2 separate regions of the Homo sapiens genome follow, and region 2 is linked to region 1. The links are chromatin contacts, found by Hi-C or POLR2A ChIA-PET in ENCODE. All regions are on one chromosome and are shown on one strand. The core of a region is the stretch at or near the end of the contact, and the rest is flanking DNA. Distances in the headings are between cores, read along the strand shown.

Region 1 (3,794 bases), core at 527-3,026:
AACATGCCAACCCCGAGACAGCCTCCCTTCCGACCAGAGACATTCCAACCCCGCAATAAACTTTCCCTCACACAGAAACATTCGGAACCTACGATAAGACCCCTTCCAAAACCCTTAAATATCCTTAGTCTGTAACAGAAGTTAGTCTGAGCTAACTCGGCCAGAAGCCCCTCTCAAGTTTATTTTCTAAAATAAACCTGTCCTTGTTGACTGCCCAGCCACCCTTCGTGTTGCTTTCCTCTTCCTTATAGTAAATGTCCCAGTCTGTAAGTGGGACTCGTGCTCTGAGACTAAGCTGGTCCCCCCTCCACAGGTTTGTGCTGGCAATAAACCTGTGTTGCTGTTAAGCTGCCAACTCTTTAACCCTCACCTTCCCTTCAAAACCTAACAAAGATGAATGAGGCATGAACATGAAGACAGAGGGTCAAACCCAAAGAGCAGATTCCGTGAGAAGTCTCCCTATTGACAAGGGTTACTAAGGATGGGGTCTTCTCTGGACCCCCTAGTCTTAGACTTAGTCCACCACATCCAGAAGCCCTTGAAATAAGATTGCAGTGCTTCTGGCATAGCCAAAGACATAGACTTCTCTAAAAATCAGTGCCTAGCTCTCCCCAGGCTGGGCCCTAATTTTTAGTCCAAGCTGTATTATTTTGTAAATCTTCCTGCCATTTCATAGACCCTGGTCACAGTGAAACATTCTGCAGGGGTTTGGGCTGTAAGTAACATCCTCCCCAACTGTCTGACTTCTTTATCACATCTTGTTGGGACAAAGGTTTAAGAAATATTTTTATTAACATCCTCTTGGGCAGTAAGTCCTACCATTCCAGACCCCTCATCCAGGCCTATAATGATTCCAGCCTGTAAGTGCTAGTGGGGCTTTGGCATTAAGTTGGTCCCCACCTCTGTAGGTTGTGTTAATAAACCTGTGTTGTAGAGTGGTCAACTCTCTTGTCTTTAACCCTCGTCTTTTTTCAAAAACCTAACACTCATGTGTCCTCTCCCTCACCTTCTCCTGGCATCCCTTGCCACTGTCCCTCTGTCCCTCTTTCCCCTCCTTAACCCAAAGGGAAATCTCTCCCAAAGGTAAAAGTCTCCCAGGGGTTAAGAGGGAGCTTGAGGCACCAGAAAGAGCTATAGTCACAGCCACCTGTGAAAGCCATCTCTGAGGTCCCTTCCTGTCACAACAGCTGGGCTCCTGACTCAGACCAAGACAGCTTTTGTTTCTTTTCCTTTCTAGCCCCCCACTTCCCACCCACCTTTCTGCTTTCTCATATGGGCTCATTATGGTTTATAGGGCTGGGGAACGTTGCCTCTTCTGCCCTCCATTTCTCCCATCTCCCTTCTTTCCCCTCCACTTTTTCTGAGTCCACTTCTCTTCCCTTCTTCTTCCTTCCCTCTGGGACGCTGCACAGTTCCTTCCACCCGGCACGGCCTGGGACTCTAGACTCCCTCTGAAGGCACGGAAGTATTTCCTTCCCTCCCTCCGACCCGATCTTTCTGCCCTTGATTCAAAACAATCTGAGGTCCCTAGGCCCTTCCCTTTCCGCCTCTGCGCTCCCCATGGGGTCCGGTGTAGTTTTCCCGCCCCTTCCCTGCAGCTCCCGAGACCACCCGGACACAACGGAGCCATCCAGCGCCCTCAGAGGCCCTGGGCACACGGGCAGATGGTCACCGCCTCCTAAGGGAGCAGCGCGCGCCCGTTGCTCGCTGCCCGTTGGTTGTTGCTGGTAGCTCCGGAGGGCGGGGTTGGCGAGGAAAGTGAGTCCGTATGTCCCCAGCATGCTCCGCGCGGGGGCGGGGCTCTAAGGGGGCAGGCGAAGGCGGAACTGGCGTGGTCAAACCAACCTATCAGCCTCCAGCATGCTCCGTGTGGGAGCGGGGTTCCCGGGGGCGGGGCTTGGTTTGTGTGCCCTTCCGGCGTTTCGCCCCTGCGTTCTCTGAGATGCTCCCACGCAGATGTATGGGCCTAATTCGCTAATATCCACTCTATATCCTGTTCCATCCTCTTGTAATGGGCGTTTGGAGTGTTGCCAATTTTTTGCTGTTATAATGATTGTAATAGCATATTAAAAAACTTGAACATAGTTTGATTGTAATAACATTAAATATAGCATCTTAAACATACAGTTTGAGCGTGCCAACCTGATGGGTGTGGAATGTAATATTCATTATAACTTTGATTTTCATTTCCCTACTTTGAGTAAGTTTGAACTTCTCTTTATGTAATTATTGACTACTCTGTTTTCATGTTCTGAGAATTGCCTGTTTGTATTTTATGCCCATTTTTCTATTGGGTTGTGGTTTTTATTGATTGGTAGTTCTTTATAATTTTATGGATACCAGTCTTTTACTAGTTCAGCGCATTAATTGCAAATATTTGCTCCCACTCTGTGGCTTGCTTCCTTTCCACCCCTAATTCCTAGGGTGTCTTTTTGAAGCACAAATCTAAAATTGTAACACAGGCGACTATCAATCTTTTCCTCTATGATTTGAGCATTTTGTGTTTTGCTTAAAAACTCAGCCCTTGTCCCAAGGTCATAGAGATATTCTCCCGTATTTTCTACTGATCCATCCCCCATATTTAGGTCTTTGGTCCATCTGTATTAATGTTTATGTGTAATATGAGATAGGGATCCTACTTTATCTGTATTGTGTTAACCAAAAAATGACTGAGACAGGTGTCTCAATCAATAAAGGTTAATTTAGCCAAAGTTTGAGGACATGCCTGGGAAAAACACAAGTCTCAGTTCCTAATATTAACCGCTTGCATTTAGTAGAAATGACCTTCAAGGTTCTCTGTAGCAGAGATGTGGTTGAAAAAGGAAAGGAAGACATAGGGTTTGTAGATGGCCATAGCTTCACGGAAGAGCGAAAGAAGGGCAGGATATGTGGTTCTCTCCCTATGGAAAACCATAGAGGCCAAAAGCTTCCCTGCCCAAACTTCAGCCCCAAAGACTCAGATAATAGCCTTAACCAGAGCCCTGGCATGAAGAAAGGACAAGGCCTTGACTGTTTATACAGACTTGAGATATGTGCTCACTGTGATCCATGCCCATGGTGCAATCGGGTACGAAAGGGGACTTCTGAATGCCAATAACAAATAAATCAAATATGAAACATAAATATTGGCACTACTGCACAGTGGAAATGACTAGACAGATTGTGGGGGTCATCTAATGGGGGACTTTGAACTAATGAAGGGGAGCAACCTGGCACACACAGGGAGGGAAAGTCCCTGCTTCCTTCAGTACCTCTTTATGAATATAAACCAATAAACCAAGACACTCCCCTGGGGAATTACAGGAAGCCATGCGAGAGGGAGAGCATCAGAGTTCCCTCTCAGAGGGATGGGCCCTAAATAAGAGAGGCAGGATTTGGGTGCCCAGAAATCTGAGTTGGGCTATTATAAAGCCTGCCCATGATCTCTCAATCTATGGCAAGAAGACTATGCACACCTAGCTCCTCAGGATAATAAGGACCCCAAAAGCAAAGAAAATGATGGATAAAGTGGCTGACCAATGTGTCTATTGTCAGAGAAACAATGCTCAAAACAGACCTCCCATATCTCCCTTGGCCAAGGTGGTACAATTCAGGGGAACCATGTGAGGGGAGGACTAGCAAATTGACTCCAGTGTTATGCCTATGTCTTCTAGAGGATTTAAATATCTCCTGGTGCTTTTCTGATGCCTTTGCTGGTTGGATAGAGGCTTTTCCATGCTGGACTGAAAAGGCAGAAGCCATGAAGTCTTTACTAAAGGAATTTATCCCTCCATTCAGTCTCCCTAAGTCAGTCC
Region 2 (3,794 bases), core at 459-2,958, 1.7 Mb after region 1:
GTTCCAAACTTAATATACTGTGCTGCTGGGGGAAAACAAAGAGCAAAAGGTTCTTAACTGAAGTCAAAGACGACCAAGAAAATGTAGGCAGATGTCAGGTCTGATCATGTGGATGCTCAAATGATAAACAGACACATTGAGAGAAATTGTATTAATTAAATCATAAAAATATGTTCCGCTTTTTGGGGAATTTACTCCTCCTCCTGGGGTGACCCTTGACAAGACATTCTGTCTTCCTGTTTTTAAGCAAAAAAAAAAAAAAAAAGTGGGTAGAAGATGAAAGTTTGATATTTCGCTCATGCATAGCTTTGTCTCCTTAATATATTTTGTGCTTGCCTGTCATTTCAGCTTTCTGCTGGCAGACGAAGCTCCTTCAACTGCCATTCCTACTTCTGACACTCCTCTTGTCCTTTTCAGGACAACTTTATGCCTATTGTGCCTTGGGTCTTGAGAAGCATGTGGTAAAACTGGCCAGTGGTGATGGCAGGCATAGCAGGGAATCAGATTGAGGGGGGCTGTGGCGTGGGAGAGAAAACAAAAGAGGGAAACAGGCTATTTGATGACAGAATCAGGCTGCTTCTGCAATGACATTACATGAAATATCTGAAATTTGACCTTAACTGTATCTGGTGGGTCCCGTTAACCCTGTAAGTTATGGACAGAACGTTCACTCAAATTCTAGCAACGTCTAGGCTCATGGAAATACGTGACCAATTCAGGTGAATGAAAGGGATTTTAAAACATTAATTTCCAGCTTAGGTCTTCCTAAGACTGCCTGCGTGTCCCTTACCACCACTCCAGCCTGAGTGTCACATGGATCCTGAATGCGGACTTGTGTGCACACTGTAGAAAAATAAGCAACTGAAAACCCCAGGCATCGGGGTGGAGTGATGATGAAAGACACCGAGACCGAAGATCAGGAAGCTGGAAATTCCCCCCAGCTTCGGTGTTTGGGCTGTATCTCGCTTTTCCACTTCCCTAAATCACCCTCGTGGTGCGAGTGTGCTCGCAGCAGATGCTCCCTAATTGTCTCTTGTATTGACCGTAAAACCCTAACGACAGGAATACTCTCTCTCCTTCTATTTCTCAACACCATTTCAACACCCAAACTAAAACCTCTCACCTGAGTGTAAGGGAGTGGTGACCTTCTTAAGCGGAGAGCTCTTCCATCAGAGGGCTCCCTAAGGGCATCTCTGTTCCTAGCCGGGGAGCCGTCACCCCACTTTGTTCTGCTTAGCCTAAGACACGCAACTTTTTCCAGCTTTTACTCTTCGCTGAATTCTCACGGTGGGGTTGGGGGGATGTTCAGGCTCAGGAGCGAGGTTGGGGGCCCGGCCCGCTGGGCGCTGTTCACCGGTAGCCCGGACCAGAGCAGGAGTTTCATCATTACCTGCTGGGATAGGTGGGACACATGTATTTCCGGGGCCACCCCAGACCTCCCGGAGGATGCTGATTGACACTGTCCAGTTTGAGAACTACTGTGTCCAGGGAGCAGAGGCCTCCCCATAACCCCTTGGGTTGTGGACGTCTGGCCCAGGGCTTCTCTGGGTGAGCGGGGCGGGCATCAGAGCGCGTGGAACCTGGGGCGGGAGGTCGGGGCAGTGAAGGAGGAGGAGAAGGAGGAGGCGGAGACCGAGGGGGAGGGAGGGGAGGAGGAAGAGGAGGAGGAGTCCCTCGTGGCCACCCCGAGGGGAGGGCGACCGTAGAGACTTGGTCGGGAGGCGCCGGCCCAGCGAGGCCGCTGGGACTGTGCACTGAGGGGCGCTGACCGTTGGACGCGCGCTCCCCGCAGACCCTCGCTGAAGGAGCAGGGGGCGGCGCGCGTGCGCGGGGCGCCGGGCGGCGCGCGAGGGGGCGGAGCGGGGAGGCGTGCTGCGACCCCGGCCGGCTACAGCCTGCGGCGCGCGCAGAGCGCTAGTGGGGCGCGCGGCGCGCGCGCGGGGCGGGGGCGCGCGGAGGGGGGGGCTGCCCCGGGGCGGCCCCCCCAGGTCGGGGCGCGGCGGGCGGCGGCGGCGGGCGCGCGTCCCGTCCAGGTCCGGAGTAACCGCCGCCGCCGCCGCCAAAGCTCGCCAACATGGCGGACCTGGAGGCTGTGCTGGCCGATGTCAGTTACCTGATGGCCATGGAGAAGAGCAAGGCGACCCCGGCCGCCCGCGCCAGCAAGAGGATCGTCCTGCCGGAGCCCAGGTACCAGCTGCCCCGGCCGGCGCCGGCCCCAAGCCGCCGCCCCCTGCGGCCGCCAGCTACCCCCTGCTTCCTGGAGGGTCGGGCGCTGAGCCTCCGCTGCCCCGGGGCGGGTGACACAGCGGAGCGGGCGATGCGGGGCCGGCCTCGTCGTTCCAGTCTCTGAAATGGGGCATCGGAGGGCCGGTGGGGGGCACCCCGGGAGAGAGCGCTCCAAAGTGCCCGGCGCGGCGCCCTGCGCGCAGCGAGCGCCCCAGCCAGGGTCTGGTTATGACTTGGCTGGACCAGCTCCATCCCTGTCGCCCCCTCCCCCCAGCCCTGTCCTGTCCTGCCCTGTCCCATCCCCGTGGTTCTTCCTGTTGCATTGGTGTAGTCCCCGTTGGCTCCTTGCCTGTCACTGCTTTGCGCTCCATCCTGGTCGCTCCTTCTTCCCGGGCTCATTGGTCCCCCTTTCCAACTCCATCCTCTCACCTCCCTCTGGGCCGCTTACCTGGGGACTGCAGGCTTGTTGCTTATTGTCCGAGGTAGTTAAACTGCTGTTTTCAGTACTTGCTCTTCTTGAAGTCTATTAAGTCTAGTCACCTTCTTCGGCTTCTCTTCTATTTTGTCCCCGGGCAGGATTTTGACCCACTCAGTATTCTTTTTGGTGCCAAGTGTGTCACCTGAGCTGCTTTCCTCAACTTGTAGATCTACTGGTGGCACTTTATTAAAAAATTGAAACAGGAGTCACTTAAAAAGACACTTGAATGGGTGATTCCAGACAGGAATTTGTTGTTAAATTATCAAAGGAGGGCCCGATTGAATTGGCGAGGGGCTCGGTGAGGTGCATACCAAGTTGCAATTTTCTCTCAAATGATTTATTATTAAGGTACTAGTAAAATTTTTTCTAGTTCATATCATTAGCACTTCCCCAGAAAAAATAGTTTGTCTGGTTAATAGTGAGTTTTAAATAACGTATCAAGGCTTCAGTGATGGATTTTTTTTTCTCTAGCTCCTTTCCTAATTAACACCATCATGAGTTGTACAGCTAATGTGATTCCTTGATGCTAAATAGCTCTTGGAATTGATGCTCAAAAGAGGCATCTTGTTTATGGTGAATTTGAAACCATGCAATTCTGTAAAATATTGGAATCTAAACCAAAGTTATTGTCCATTTGAAATCATCAGTCCTTCAAGCGTTAGGCGCCCAAGATTGCTTAAATGTTACCTAATGCTAAGTGATCATCATCTGATTTTTTTTACAAGTCATCCATGAGCCCTATGATACAGAAAATACCAGTCCCCTTGTTATTTGTTGTGAAAAGCTAAATTGTGCAAATGAAGACATGCTTGCTAGGTATTTTGAGCTTGCTTTTCCTCCTTAGCCCATGCCTCTTGTTGGTTTTGCAGGATGTGCTACTCTTTGATAGACAATGCCAAGTAGTGAAAATGAGGGAAAAGTGCAAACCTTTCTGCAATGTCGTGAGTTTAACACCCCTATTCCAGAGTGTAGCATATCTGAAGCTAATTGAAAAAAATCAATGCTGCTTAAAATTTCCGGCAAATGGGAAACTTACTTAGAGAACAAGAACGCCTACATCAAACCTAAATTTCACCAAAAAAACTGTACA

The links. Hi-C counts contacts between places; a loop is a spot of excess contacts on that map. ChIA-PET counts read pairs that join two places held with the same protein, here RNA polymerase II (POLR2A). Pooled maps may share reads with other maps.
Region 2: a pooled map shows a loop between it and region 1 (7-fold over the local background). The contact joins the promoter of GRK3 here to the enhancer-like site in region 1. A Hi-C loop is called at or near these places in 2 of 50 pooled maps. POLR2A ChIA-PET finds 5 or more read pairs at or near these places in 2 of 52 experiments (B cell and activated B cell).

Annotation. Positions count from the first base shown.
Region 1 is chr22:23,912,280-23,916,073 of GRCh38, forward strand. No RefSeq gene overlaps it. Among named protein-coding and RNA genes, the nearest start is that of MIF-AS1, 15 kb to the left of the region's middle. Within about 2 kb of position 1,777, at least 37 of the 41 ENCODE cell types and tissues checked have a DNase peak (open chromatin) inside an H3K27ac peak, as active enhancers do; they include B cell, where a contact is called at or near this core.
Region 2 is chr22:25,562,967-25,566,760 of GRCh38, forward strand. It overlaps GRK3 (G protein-coupled receptor kinase 3), which reads left to right and starts at 1,709. Exons shown (of 21, transcript NM_005160.4): 1 at 1,709-2,187. The coding sequence starts at 2,075. GRK3-AS1 (GRK3 antisense RNA 1) reads right to left here and starts at 2,450. Exons shown (of 4, transcript NR_183564.1): 1 at 2,114-2,450; 2 at 1,124-1,393; 3 at 337-515. RefSeq lists silencers at 1,635-1,734, 2,045-2,294 and an enhancer at 2,406-2,921.